Linked DNA regions of Homo sapiens: region 2 is linked to region 1. The links are chromatin contacts, found by Hi-C or POLR2A ChIA-PET in ENCODE. All regions are on one chromosome and are shown on one strand. Each heading gives the region's core, a stretch centred on a gene start or an enhancer-like site at or near the end of the contact. The rest is flanking DNA. Distances are from core to core; before and after follow the strand shown.

What was found. Hi-C counts contacts between places; a loop is a spot of excess contacts on that map. ChIA-PET counts read pairs that join two places held with the same protein, here RNA polymerase II (POLR2A). Pooled maps may share reads with other maps.
Region 2: POLR2A ChIA-PET joins it to region 1 with 12 read pairs in OCI-LY7. The contact joins two enhancer-like sites. A Hi-C loop is called at or near these places in 6 of 168 maps with a recorded cell type or tissue (CD4-positive, alpha-beta memory T cell, CD8-positive, alpha-beta T cell, GM12878 and 2 more) and 12 of 50 pooled maps. POLR2A ChIA-PET finds 5 or more read pairs at or near these places in 18 of 52 experiments (B cell, CD4-positive, alpha-beta T cell, CD4-positive, alpha-beta memory T cell and 14 more).

Annotation. Positions count from the first base shown.
Region 1 is chr9:37,068,675-37,076,338 of GRCh38, forward strand. No RefSeq gene overlaps it. Among named protein-coding and RNA genes, the nearest start is that of PAX5, 38 kb to the left of the region's middle. Within about 2 kb of position 6,401, at least 3 of the 41 ENCODE cell types and tissues checked have a DNase peak (open chromatin) inside an H3K27ac peak, as active enhancers do; they include B cell and OCI-LY7, where a contact is called at or near this core.
Region 2 is chr9:37,138,293-37,145,467 of GRCh38, forward strand. All of the region lies in intron 2 of ZCCHC7 (zinc finger CCHC-type containing 7), which reads left to right. Among named protein-coding and RNA genes, the nearest start is that of ZCCHC7, 21 kb to the left of the region's middle. Within about 2 kb of position 2,864, at least 2 of the 41 ENCODE cell types and tissues checked have a DNase peak (open chromatin) inside an H3K27ac peak, as active enhancers do; they include B cell and OCI-LY7, where a contact is called at or near this core.

The DNA of each region.
Region 1 (7,664 bases), core at 5,151-7,650:
GTTGGTGCAAAAGTAACTGCGGTTTTTGTCAAAACTTTTAATTACTTTTAATGGCAACTACTTTGCGCCAACTTAATGCAACATAGTGAATGCACTAAATGCTGCTGAACTGTACACTTTTAAATGATTAATGGGGCAGGGCTCCGTGGTTCCTGCCTGTAATCCCAGCGCTTAGGGAGGCTAAGGAAGTGGGGGATCACTTGACGCCAGAAGTTTAAGACTAGTGTGGGCAACCTAGCAAGACCTAGTCTCTACAGAAAATTTAAAAATTAGCTGGGGGTGGTGGGGTATGCCTGTAGTCCCAGCTACTCGGGACGCTGAGGTAAGAGGACTGCTTGAGCCCAGGAGTTAAAGGTTACAGTGAGTTATGATTTTGCAACTGCACTCCAGTCTAGGCAATGGACAAGACCCTGTCTCTTTAAAAAAAAAAAAAAATAGCTGGGCGCGGTGGCTCACGCCTGTAAGCGCAGCACTTTGGGAGGCTGAGGCGGGCAGATCACAAGGCCAAGAGATCGAGACCATCCTGGCCAAAATGGTGAAACCCCAACTCTACTGAAAATACAAAAATTAGCTGGGTGTGGTGGCACATGTCTGTACTCCCAGCCACTTGGGAGGCTGAGATAGGAGAATTGCTTGAACCCGGGAGGCAGAGGTTGCAGTGAGCCAAGACTGCGCCACTGCACTCCAGCCTGGCGACAGAGTGAGACTCCATCTCAAAAAAAAAAAAAAAAAAAAAAAGCTGCGTGCAGTGGCTAACACCTGTAATCCCAGCACTCTGGGAGGCAGAGGCAGGCAGATCACCTGAGGTCAGGAGTTCGAGACCAGCCTGGCCAACATGGCAAAACCCCGTCTCTACTAAAAATACAAAAATTAGCTGGGTGTGGTGGCAGGTGCCTGCAGTACCAGTTACACAGGAGGCTGAGGCAGGAGAATCACTAGAACCTGGGAGCTGGAGGTTCCAGTGAGCCGAGATTGCACCACTGCACTCCAGCCTGGGCAGGCGACAGAGGGAGACTCTGTCTCAAAAAAAAAAAAAAAGAAAGAAAGAAAGAAAGAAAGAAAGAAAGAAAGAAATGCAGAACTATATTCTGTCTATGTGACATGCACTTTATGTAAAGACAAGTTGAAAGTAAAAGGATCAAAAACAATGTACTATGCAAATAGTTACAAAGGCTGCAGAGACTATACTAATATCAGATAAAGTAGATGTCAAGAAGACAGTATTACAAAGATAAAGAAGGACTTTTCTTAACGAAAAATGATTCATCCATGTAAGTGTATGTTTTTAATAACAACTTCAAAATAGCTGAAGCAAAAATGGTCTCAAATAAATTGAGAAACATGTAAGTTTTCCATTATGGTTGTGCCACATGTTATTTAATCTATTCCTGATTGATGGACATTTAATTTGTTTCTGATTTTTTTTTTACTATTGCCACAATGAATATATTTGTGCATGTGTACATATATCTATATCTATATCTATCTATACTTATGTAGTAGTGTCTACTTAGGAAAGATTCCTAGAATGGATTTGCTGGGTCAAAGGTCATTGTGTCATTTGATTAACATTTTATCAAAATCGTATTTTGATTCAGTACAGCCAAATTCTTCTTCTAAAAGACTTCATCAATTTACCCTCCTACCAACAGTGTATGAGTGTACATTTCTTTTGTTGTTGTTCTAACACTGTTTTCCCATCGCTCCTCGGCTAGAAATCAAAATTTCTCGCATGCATTCAAAGCCCCACAGTCTGGCCCCTCCTTATGTCGCCAGGCCCTCCAGTGCTCCTACTCCCCTCTACTCTCGTCTCCAGCCCCAGTGACATTTCAGTCTCTATTGATTTGCTCCAGGACCTTTGCACCTGCTGTTTCCTCTGCCTGAAATACTTTACCCTTGATGCTTCTTTCAGTTTATTCCTACTTATCCTTCAGATATCATGTCCCGACTTTGTAGAAGCCTTCTCTAACCTTCCTGAATAAGTCAATATCTCCATTGTAGTTTCTCACAGAGCCTCTCATATATAGCATTTATCTAAGATACAATTTTGCATTTGTTTTATTTATTTATTTATTTATTTATTTGTTTGAATACTTTTTTGTAGAGACATGGTCCCTATGTTTATGAGGCTAGTCTCAATCTCTTGGCCTTAAGCAATCCTCCTGGCTCAGCCTCCCACAAGTGAGCCACCATGCCTGGCCTGCACTGGTTTTCTTTCCTTCTTTCTTTTATTTTTGAGACAGGGTCTCACTCTGTTGCCCAGGCTGGAGTGCAGTGGCATGATCATAGCTTACTGCAGCCTGGACTTCCTGGGCTCAGGTGATTCTCCTGCCTCAGCCACCCAAGTAGATGGGAATACAAGTGCCCATGAGCAGGCCCAGCTAATGTTTTGTATTTTTTGGTAGAGATGAGGATTTGCCATATTGCCCAGGCTGATCTCAAACTCCTGGGCTCAAGGGATCCTCCTGCCTCGGCCTCCCAAATTGCTGGGATTACAGGTATGAGCCACCCTGCCCGGCCGTTCACTAACTGAGCTTTCTTACCAGTCTGGAGCTTTCTTTGGCTAATATTCAGATAGGTAGATTCTCTCTGTGCCAAGAAACCAACATAGATGATAATAAAACCTCTCTCACTATTTCCACGCAGCTGAGCGTAGGCACAGAAAAGAGAAAGTTCCAGGGGGTAAGTTCTGAGAGCAACGGCATAGCACAATGAGAAAAAAGCCATTCTCTGGAGGGAGACATCAAACATTCTGAAGAAACTGTGTGGCAGTTCCAGGATTTTAACAGATCTGTCCATAGCAAGTAAGAACAGGGATTGCTAGAGCCATGCAGATAGAGTTGTTGAAGACTGTACAGGAAACAGGAAGTTTGAGGTATTGGGGATAGGGAGACAGAAACTTCTGCAATTAATAGGTGTGATATAAGAAATACAACACCCATATGCAGACTCGTCAGTCAACCATAGAAGAATATCAGATCCCGAAGGGAGGCAGAGGAAGAGGATATCACAGAGACAGTCCTTTTAAAGCCCCATATTGCTAATGGTTTCACCAGTTGAGTAAGAAACAATGGATAATAATGGTTGAAACACAAAGTATCACGTCTATAGTTTATCATATATAATTGTGCTTAAGTTGACTGTAGTCAACTGTGGCTCACATGACAGAATGATCTTAGTTATTTTCAATTAGTTTCTTTTGTGGTTAATCTAAAGTCCCAAGTAAAATAATTCATGGTAGCATTGCCGCAAAGACATGTCGAAACTGAAAACTGTAGACATAATTCCCGGGTCCGGGACGGGCAGCTGAAGAGAGCAGCCCCTCTATAGATGACACCTAAATAAGCCCTGTTTGAGCATGCGTGATCCTTCATGTCTCATAATCTGTGGATCCAGGGCTCATGGACATTTAAAAGAAAGGCATGCCTTTTTAGGCAGCTTCTCCACATGTTACTGATGACATGCTTCAAGATTTCTTGTGCAGAATCTGATGATTCTTAAATTAGAATCCCAATAGTTTTGCCAGTCAGTATTCATTATATAGTCACTTAGAGCTAAGCCTTGAGGAATAAAATTCCAACTAGGAATAATAATAAAAAACGGGAATGGTGCCCTTGCAATACTAGTTCCTTATCCCTAGGATTTTATTGTAATGAGAATATTATCATGTATGTAGTTTAATTTATAATATATATTTTTAAATTTCATTATTTCATAAGGAAAGGCGGTCTCCAAGAAAAATTAAAAGCCATCTCTATGAATTTCCACATTTTCAAGAACGATTTCATAGGCTGGTTGAAAATTGTGTGCTCTCTCCATCACTTTGCAATTTGAAGAACTGCAAAATCATGAATAATACAAAAGGATGTTAAACTTTTCAACAAATCCAGATGGGTACCAATGTCATTGAGAATTCCTGAGAATCACCTTGATTGCTGCTTCAGACCTAGGAGCCTGAATTGAATATCACTTACCAGTTGGAAGCTATTGGCTTAAGTGACAACAGTTTCTACAATAACATTGGTATCTATATTGTTTACTTTTAAAATTGTACAGACACTAAGTTTGTGCAAATAAAAAACATCCAAACTTTAACATTCAGTCACTTCCCTTGCTAGCCTTCTATTTCTTCTCCCTTATCATTTAGACGTTGGTGCAAATAGAAAGAGTGATGGATTGTGAAATGTAGGCCAGTTTTTTCTTTTGAGACGGAGTTTCGATCTTGTTGCCCAGGCTGGAGTGCAGTGGCACAATCTCGGCTCACTGCAACCTCCACCTCCTGGGTTCAAGCGATTCTCCTGCCTTAGCCTCCCCAGTAGCTGGGATTACAGGCGTGTGCCACCACACCTGGCTAATTTTTGTGTTTTTAGTAGAGACAGGGTTTCACCTTGTTGGGCAGGCTGGTCTCAAACTCCTGATCTCAGGTGATCCACCCTCCTAGGCCTCCCAAAGTGCTGGGATTATAGGTGTGAGCCACCACACCCGGCCTGCAGGCCAGTTTTAACACTAACCTTTGCTGGGGCCTTGCAAATCTCTTCATTTTGCATCTTAGTTGTCCCTTCTGCAAAATGAGAGAGTTGGACTAGATGTCCCTTTCAGCCATGATTCTAGGGCTTCCATTGTTCCACACAGTCACTGGATGAAGAGACACTGCCAATGCAAAGACTGAGCCGCCATGAGAACTCATGTTATGTCTTGCAACTCTTGAGGCTGGGTATAATGTAGGCCTAAAGTCTTTACTTCCAATCTTAGGTAGCAGGGAAATGTGTCCATTTGTGGGTTATGCTGCTCATCATACGTCTAATCCCCGTCTCCCCACACCATGCTAGTCCTGGATATTCAGAGTCAGGGCTTGTTTGTCAACACAGAAGACTCGCACACTTGTGATGCTTTTGCTTATCCTGTTCCTTTGCCAGAAGATCCCCCTGCTTCTCTACCTAGCAAACTCTCATTCATTCTTTTAATTTTGTCTTTTAATTTTATATTTTGACATAATTTCACATTTGGAGAAAAATTGCAAAATCTGTACAAAGAATCCTCATATACCTTTACGCAGATCCCCAAAATGTTAACTTTTTACCACACTCCTCTGTCTCTCTCTCCCTCTAGCTCCCAGAATTTTTTTTCTGAGCCACTTAAGCATCAGTTTCAGACATGATGCCCCTTTACTCCAGGTAGTTCAGTGTGCTCGACCTGAAAAATAAAACCAAGACATTCTCTTACATAACCACAATGTAAATATAAAAATTGGGGAAATAATGTTAATGCAGTACTGTCCTCTAACCTAGATCTGGATGTTGCCAATTGTTCCTTTAATGCGGTACAGTTCCTCGGTCTTTCTTTGCATTTCCTGCCACTGACAGTTTTGAAGAGATAAGTCCAGTATTTTTAGAGTGTACCTCATGGTTATATTCAAGTTACGCACTTTTGATGTGAATGCCATAGAAGTAATGTGCTGTTTTTCTCAATGAATCACATCTCACTTTTTAAAGTGAAAGTCATTCTTCAATCTCCTCCATTCCTACTCCCCTCCTAAGAGGTAAATAACCACTGTTAACGATTGGTATTCATCTAGTATTTTGTCTATGCACTTATATACACACATATCTATACACAGGCACACTTGTACCCTTTAAAAACATAATAAAATGAGAACACTATATCCTTACTGCTCTGCAATTTACCTTTTTTCATTTAAGTGTACGTCTTTGGCAATCTTTCCATGTCAGTGCATGCAGATTCCCTTTATTCTTTTAAAAATGGCATATATATATGTATATATATGCCACATATGTGTATATATATATACACACACATATATATACATATATATACATATATATACATATGCCACATATGTGTGTGCATATATATATATATATATATATATATATACACATATATATATATATATATTTTTTTTTTTCCCCTAGAGACTGCCTCTGGCTATGTTGCCCAGGCTTGTCTCAAACTCCTGGGCTCAGGCAATCTGCCCTCCTCAGCCTCCCAAAGTGTTAGGATTACAGGTGTGAGCCACTGTGCCCAGCCAAACGTGGCATAATATTTTTAAATGGTATAAATGTGTTCTTGTTTAGTTTGTTCCCTACTAATGAATATTTCCATTTTTTCTATCACAATGTTTGTACACACATTTAAGAACATACCTCATTTATAATTGTGATAGATGCTATTAAATAGCTCTCCTAACACACTTTTCCAGTTTGTATTCTCATCTACTGTGCATGAGATAATTTGCATTTTTCTGACTGTTAGTGATGCAGAGCACCTATTCACGGCCTTTGGGTTTCCTGTTCTGTGAATTGCCTGTTAGTGGTCTTTGCTGTGAGAATGCTGAATTGTCCGTCTTTGTCTGACTACTTATTTCTCCAGGCCTCACTCATTTCTGTTCCTCTGCAGAGGCTTCTCCACGTCCCCTAATCAGCCACTACCCCCTCCTCTGCTGTCCCACAACACTGTTCACACCGTGCCCAGGCCTTCATTTACCAACCATTCCATAAAAAATCTACTCATTCCAAAAGTGTCCACTGTGAGCCTTCTCTGTGCTTGGCCTTGGGCTAGGTGCTGGGTGGAGAGACATGAGCCAGTCATCATAGACTCCATGCTAAAGTTCAGTTTTGATATGCAGCTTTGAGCATAGAAAAGAGCATGAGTTTTAGATCTAGACATAACTTGAGTTGAATTCCAGCTTCACCACTTCCCAGCTGTGTAATTCAGAGCAAGTCACTTGATTACTCCAAGTCTCCATTTCCATACTAGTGAGGTGAGGCTAATCCCTCCCTAAGAGAGTCACTTGAAGCTGGACAAGAGACAATATATCTGAAGTGGTTAGCAAGGGCCTGTTACACAGTAGGCTTGCAGTAAATGAATGGTAGTTGAAAGGCAACTGTTAAGAGGTCAAAATCAGTTAGTTCTCAGAGGTTCTAGGAGCCACCAATAAACTGGAAAATAAAAAGGAAGGAGGTAGCTCCTCTCTTTGCAATGCAAAGGATATGGATGAGTGCCGCTTGCCCAGATCCTGCTACAGAATATCTTTCCTGCTCTCTGCAGCAGATTTCTGCTTTGTCCTGGCCCCTCATCCCAATTCAGCTGCGCATTGTTGTCCTACTACCACTGCCGTGGGAAGAACAGGTGCTTCCCTTCTCAAATAAATGTTGGTCTCTTTAGAAAATACTCTGTAAGAAAGACTTCAGGATATTTGTGCATGCTGTCACCCATGATTTCAAGAAGTAGGGGCTGGGCACTGTGGTTCACACTGAGGCGGGAGGACTGCTTGAGACAGGAATTCAAGACCAGCCTGGTTAACACGGCGAGATCCCATCTCTACAAAATGTTTATAGTTTTAAATTAGCCAGGTGCAGTGTGGTGATGCACGCCTGTAGTCCCAGCTTCCTGGGAGGCTCAGGTGGGAAGATCTCTTGAGCCCAGGAGGTTGAGGTGCCAGTGAGCTGTGTTTACACCACTGCACTCCAGCCTGAGTGACAGAGTGAGATACTGTGTCGAAAAAAAAAAAAAAAAGAAAAGAAAAGAAAAGAAAAAAAGGAGAAATGGGGAGTAGAGACAGCTTCAATTAGAAAGAGAAATGCTGTGTATGTGGAGAGAGGCTGAGGTGGAAAGTTTCCCTGAAGACCCAAAACTGCCGCAGA
Region 2 (7,175 bases), core at 1,614-4,113, 66 kb after region 1:
TGGCCATTGTTCAGCAGAATGAAAATCTCATTAGAAACCCCAGAAATCCCATGCAGCTTTGGGTTGGATTTTAATAACATTTTGGAATGTTGATATTGTATATCACTAATTTCTGTGATTTCACTGTAGATCAGCAACATAGGGAGGCAGTCTTCCAAAGTTAATTTATGACTTTTAATCTAAATTCATTTACAGTTTTCTTTTCAACAATGTTAAGTACCCAGGGAGAGAATTAAATTTTACTTTAAAAAAATACATTTCTTCTAGTAACTGATTTGATCTTCATGTAAGATATACTAAATTCATTGGAAACTGCTTAAACAGAAATACCATGATATGTATTTATTGAACTAATGACTTAGTTTAGTTGCCATTAAAATGTCACTCACCTTATCTACAGGTTTGTATTTTTTTTTTTTTTTTTTAGAATGGAAAAGCATAAAATTAGATGGGCAACATTTTCTTCCTTGTCAGAAGAGCTTGAATCCTGATGTCTTTTTAAGTGAAGAGTGTTTATATATAATTTTCTTGTAGCTTTTGTTTATTATAAAAATAATTATTGCATATAGTGATCACTTATCTAAGAAGATAAGTATGATTTATATAGACAGTATATTTTTATGGTCAGAAAGTAAATTTGATGTGAGCTACATATGATTAGACAGTAAAACTTTTTTCCAAAGAAATATAGAATGGAGAACATTTAATCATTATTTCCCCTTCTTAGAGTAGAGGCTGTTCAGATAATTCATATTCTGTAAGTAGGAGATCCTGTTTTTAAGACTTTACTAAATTTAATTTCAAAGTAATAATCTCTTATAAATGCTTCCTTGGTGGTTAAGACTTATTAATGAAGCAAAAGTATGGACTTCATGGAAGTTTTCAGCCTAACGTTTTAAATCTCTTCATTATTATTTATCTTTGTTTTGTTATAAATTAAAGATACTGGCATGGTTAACTTTTGGCATTTTGAGTTACTTGCCAGATATTTGTTGATTGTGCAAATAGTTAAGAAATAAATATTTTAATTGGGCATCCACCATGTATTATGTCACATTTTCTTTTTAAATCATATGCTTAAGAATACTTAAAGGAGTATGACTTGCTTTTTAGTTTGAATCTTGATCTAACAGCATTGGTTCTGGATGGAGATGTAATTCTAGAGATAAAAATTATTTCTGTTGTGTAGATTTGGATTCTAAATGTAATAATTATTTTAAAGTGGATCTTGTCTGCTAAATGTATAGCTTTTATTTCTATAACAAATTCTTACCTTAGAATTCCAACTTTTGTCAGTTTTGAAAATTAGTTTATTGTGGACTTGAGAGCATCTGTTCTTAATCTCGTGTTTTGCAAACACGTTTTAAGGGAAGACAGCATAAATCTGTGATAGTGAAAATCATTTGTACTTCCCCTCCCTCGCTTTTGCTTAAATATACAATTAACTTATAACCACCTCAGTGTGAAAGAATGGATGTTAAGTAGCTTAAGAGGTATTTATTAAGGGAAAATATTTTTATTGGCAGTTCCCTTAAGTCATATTTGTTTTGTAACTAAATAGTGCTTGCAACAGAATTATCTATCATAGGGAGGGAAAGCTCCAACTCTTGAAAACTTTTCAATACTTTTTCTATATTGGTAGTTAATGAGAATTCTTAAGATAGGAAATAGACTGGTTATGACTGGTAATATGATATTGCTAATGTAATACAAATTATGCTTTAAAAAAGCCAGGTGAGGAATTCAGGATTTGGAAGAATATGACATACATATACATTTAACTAAAGAAAGGAGATTTTCTTTAAAGAGAAGATGTGCAACCACAATCAATCCTGTAAGTTAGTCCTTAATCCTGTACTAGCCAGTTTTTAGTATTAAATGGTCTGATTTAACACAAATGAACTTTTGTCAATGGTTTTATTTAGAAATAGCATTACTTCCTACTTTTAAGGAGGATTTTAATAGCTAATAAAAATTCGTTGTTCTGATAAGAACTTGAAAGACATCCTTACTCCCATATAATTGAGTATTTTGCTCTTCATTCAACACCTCAGCCCTTTTGGTTTGCTTAAAAAATGATACAAATTTTGTGGGAGAATAAATATAACTTAAATATTGCTGTAAATGTGTTGTATAATCATATTTTAGCCTGGTATTATTGGTTCTTCTGTGTATGAAATACTTTTAAACATTCAAAATATTCAATTTAAAAGTTTCTGGATAGGTGAGTGGTAGAGATCCATCAGGTACTTACTTGGTTGTGGAATATTTGTGTTCTTGATGCCATGACATTTTAAAGTTGTATTAATCCCTTTATTTTTCTGTTTGAGATGATTCAGTTTGGGAGGTTTTATTATCAGATCTAACAGAAGAAACGTAAGTGTTGTACCACAGGTCATCTAATTTTCAAACCATGTTGGTTAGTTAAACTGACTTTGGTGTATAATTATGTACCCGGTAGTCAGAGGAGTTCAAGTCGATTGCAATTCAACTCTGTGATTGTGCCACCAGTTAGGTTAACATCAGCAGTGAAGGGCCTTCATTGTGTTAAATTTTTAAATTCCGTTAAGATTATTTAAACATAGAAGGAGATAGGTTTGTGAAGCAAATTTCTAAAGCAGTATTAAGCAAAGAGAATCTTTTCTTCCTCTTCTTTTAGATATATCACATACATGTGTATTTTGATTAAAAGGAAAAAAATTTAATGCTTATAGTATAATGCGCATACTTATTTCTTATTTTTAGAATTTATTAAAACTAATAAAATTTGTTTGGAAATCTCAAAAGATCTTTAGTAGTATACCTGCAACCTCAGCAGTCCCTTTTTATCCATACAGATTCTCTGCCTATTGTGGCCGTTTGCTCTAATTTAAATTTCCCATGGCTTTCGGTTGCAGACTTGGTTTTCTGCAAGAGTGCCCATGCTTACATGGTCATATATTCTTGGTGACTTTTCCACTTTTTCTTTTTTGTTATTTTGTTGATTGCTAAAGAAAAAGGGGAATTTTTTTTTTTAAATTTGTTTCTTTGTTTTGATCTTTCTTCCTTAGCCCATCTATTTGTGTGTTCTTTGTTTTGCAGATTGGAAAGAATTATTGTGTGGTACTTAGATCCATGGGGACTAGCAGGGGAAAACTAATTTTGTTCTTGGTTTTGTTTTCTTAATAACAGAAGCAATTTAATTTTTGAGCCATTGAGAAGCTGAAAAGATATGTTAGTGTTATGCATGAAATTGATGGGAAATTATTAATCCTGAAAATTTGTATTCATGGTCACTTTACTGTTGGAATAAAAATGTTATTTTATAGTGTAACCAAGTTAATACTAGAAATACTAATTAACAGTAAGTGGTACTGTTATAAATCTTTAATTTAAATATTATTGTATATTAAGTAGTTGTTTACAAGAAATCTGTTGTAATCTGATAATGTGATTTCTCTTACATTCAATTTTGTGGTCCACAGTGTGTATATATTCAAATAAGCATATGAACATGCCTTTGACGGTGGACACATTTTTACTTTGACCAGATCTTAAGAGTTTGCTTTTTCTTGGCAAAACTTGCATACTTTCAAATGTGAGGAATTTTGTTTTATAACATAACTTTGTACTGCTGAATTTAAGTCCTTGAAGTGCTATGGCAATTTAGTTATTGTTAGAAGTCAAAAGTAGAGGTCTCTGTTCCCAACATCTCCCCAAAATATTTTTTCATTAATATTCACAGGCTTTAAAATATCAAATTATTGTGATCAAAGCTACTTCTGTTTTACAGTTGTTTTGTGAGGCTGGTGTCATACAGTAACATTTAACTGAATTTTGTATTTGCTAAATTAACATAAAATAATAAAGAGATCCTTTTTACCATTTAAAAAATTCTAATAATTTCCTAATCAGGAAAAATGATGTTATGATATACTGTAAATAGGCTAAAAAAAACCTTGTAATGTTGATACATAGGGAAAAGAGTAATTTTGATAATTAATAATTTTAGATTTTTTTCCTTTGATTGTACCTCATGGTTGTGAGGTGTCTAAAATGCTCTTTCTGCATATCTGTTAAGGACTTTGGGAATTGGGGTAAGGGCAAGCCTTCTTTCTGTGTCTGTTAATTACAGGTTTTTTCTTGTGGATGTAGTGCTCTTAGAATATGAAACTGATTTATAGAATTTGTAATTACCAAGAAATAAATAGCATCATTGAATTTTGTTTTCTTTATTTTTGCTATTATTTTCTAGTTACTGTGCTTCACATTTTGATTTCTATCAAATGACTTCTCAAAAAGCAATTTCTTTTAAATCAGTGAGTTTCAAACTAAGAAGAAAATGTATCCTGATAGTCTAATTAGCTGTTGTTTGTCCATGCCAATTAAAATAATCTTTTGAATTTCTAGTCTTTGATTATAGTTATATAGGCTTCATGAGTTTGTAAAACTATTCCTCCTTTTAAAGTATTTTAAAAGGTGTATTGTAATTTTATAATTGATATTCATATGTAATTATTGAGAAACTTGAATAACCTAAAATATATTTCTAGTATTCAGCACATCAAATCAAGGTATAACCTGTGATATAAAAGTGGTCCAACAGAAGTATACAGCTTTAAAAATAACAAGGAATTAATTCTGTTAGCATGTTTTACTAGCAAATGTTCGTGGAAAATGTTATTAATTCTTAAAGCTCAGTGCCTGGGTTTTATTGTGTGTGGCCTTACTAGGAGAACACTGTAGAGCCGAACTTGAAATTTATTAAGGAAAGAAGAAACTGGTGAAGTGCTTTTATGCTGTTAAAAAAACTTCACAGACAATTGTCAGACAATTTTTTTTTTAAAGGTCATGATTGCTTGATGCCTTTTCCAGTCTTTATTTGAAACTCTCGTTTTGTAGGATTTCTTTTTTGTTCTTCCTCTTCCTTTTTTCTTTTGGCAGTGGGTGGAAGATTCTTTTAAAACTGAATGGCTAAACCTGTATGGTAACTATTGAAGTATGATCGAAATACTTTTATTCATGATTTTTTTAGGCCAAAAAATGCTATGAAGGTAAGCCAATGATGGTAAAATTACATTGTGTTGCGTGGAAACTGTTTTAGCTTTAGCGTTTTCTGTTCAGAAAAGTAGGCTCTGCATTAGAGTTTTAAATTGGGATTTGTTTGTGAAATATTTTGTAATTCTCATATTGCTGATTGCCTTTATGTCTCGGTGTTCTAGTAGATAGTTCGTAGTTCCTGAAAAATAATATTCTGTGTATGAAAGAAAATAGGAGGTGAGAACAGAATGAGAATTGGGAAAGAAAACCCCCTACCCAAAATGCCGCCACCTAACAGGTGGAAATATCTATGCCATTACAGATTTTCAAAACGTAGAGTGCTTGAACTCTTTTTTTCTAAGAGATTACTTCAAATTTGACAGATTTCACAAAATTTTGTTATGATAAATATTAAAATTTTAACTCTTATTTTTATCCTAAATTTAAGCCCTTACAAATTAAGAAAAGAGTGCCTCGAGGCTGATTGCTAATGTTCAATTAAGTTATGTGTTCAGTGAAGTAATTTTTTGATTATGATATTTTGATTTTATTAATATGTAAACTAAAAATTATAAAAGGATTATGAGTACAGAAATTAAATTATGTGAAATTAATTTTGATATTTTGCGGCAGACAGTTTAGAATTAAAATATCCTTGGTGTGTAATAATTTTATTTCTTGTAAGGACATCTGTTGGCTTTCAGTATTCAGAAAATTTAGACTTTTTAATTTTAAATGTTGACGTAAATTAACGGGAGCCATACTTTAAATTGAAAGAACTTAAGGGAAATACATAAAATATGCTAGTGATTGGCTTACTTACATTTTCAGTGATTAGACTTTGTGAAATAAGAGTAAGGCCTAGCATTTTATTTTATTTAAGAAAATATACTTAATTTAAAAGTACTAATACAAGAATGAGAGAAATCTGGTCAAGTATAGTAAATCCATATCCATAATTATTTTCAATCACTAGTTACAGAGGAAGGTGTGAATGCTAATATCTTCTTTGTTGAAAATCATAAGTTGTATTTTGAAAAGGGATGAAAGGGAACAAGTAACTGCTTTCAGGCAGATTTATATCATCCTAACATCATATGTTATTTGTGGGTTCATGTCACAAAAGCTTGCAAAACTTCACAAAATAATTTAATGTATTTTAATTTAGTAAGCTTGCTGAAAACTCTTTTGTGATAAATCTAGAAAAATTTATACATGATATTTTTCTTTTTTAAAGTTTAGTGATCCATCTTGGTACTTTGTCTCAATTTCAGTCTTGTTGATTTAGATAATATTCTTATTGTTTTATAAATTTCCTTTCAGGAATGTGTTACTGCCTTGATACGTTCTCACCTTTCCAGTTATATATGATCCATCTATGACATTCTATCATCCAGGTGTTACTATTTTATTGTTCTTTCTTGTACTTTTGTTGTAAGGTACAGACTTCAAGTCTAAAGTAAGAGCTAGTGTATATTACAGTGTATATGACCATTTCTAATTTGACCTGTTACTGTAAAGAAGGCTAACAAGTGTGTATGCCTAGCCCACCCCTTCTGGAGCAGTTGAAAACAGGCCTCAGAAGACTCAAAGGAATTCTTTTAACTCCTAGCAGGGCCACGGGGTCAATGTCAGATTTAGTCATGCTGTTATTTTAGCCCAGTGGTCCAGAGAGATGACTGAAAAGTGAGTCTTTCATTTCTTTTTTTGTGTGGTTATTAACAGGATTAAATGTAAGCCATTGTGTACTTAGTACCAATTAGTTTCTCATCTGAGAGGTTCATTATGATTTTTTGTCAGCCTTCGTCTTGTAATATTTGTTTCTTTGTTTGATTAGTTAAGGGGCTGAATGGGCTAAAGGGAAGTTTTAACAGCAGTACTTTTAAATTCATTAAGAATTTTAATAGTCAACTTTTCAAATATGTAGACCTTGATTAAAAAAGGGACCATGTTGAAAATTGGCAAAATTAAGTAAATTGTTTAAAATTTTCCTTTTCCTGTTGTATTTTTTTAATCTGAAAAACAGACTGTCTTTATTATATCAAATAATACTTTTATGTTTCTAGAAGTCTACTTCAGATTCTTGTACATACTTCTTAAGATTGTATTTAGTTTGCTGTGAATATGTAATTATCGTTCAGAAGGGGCACATACCA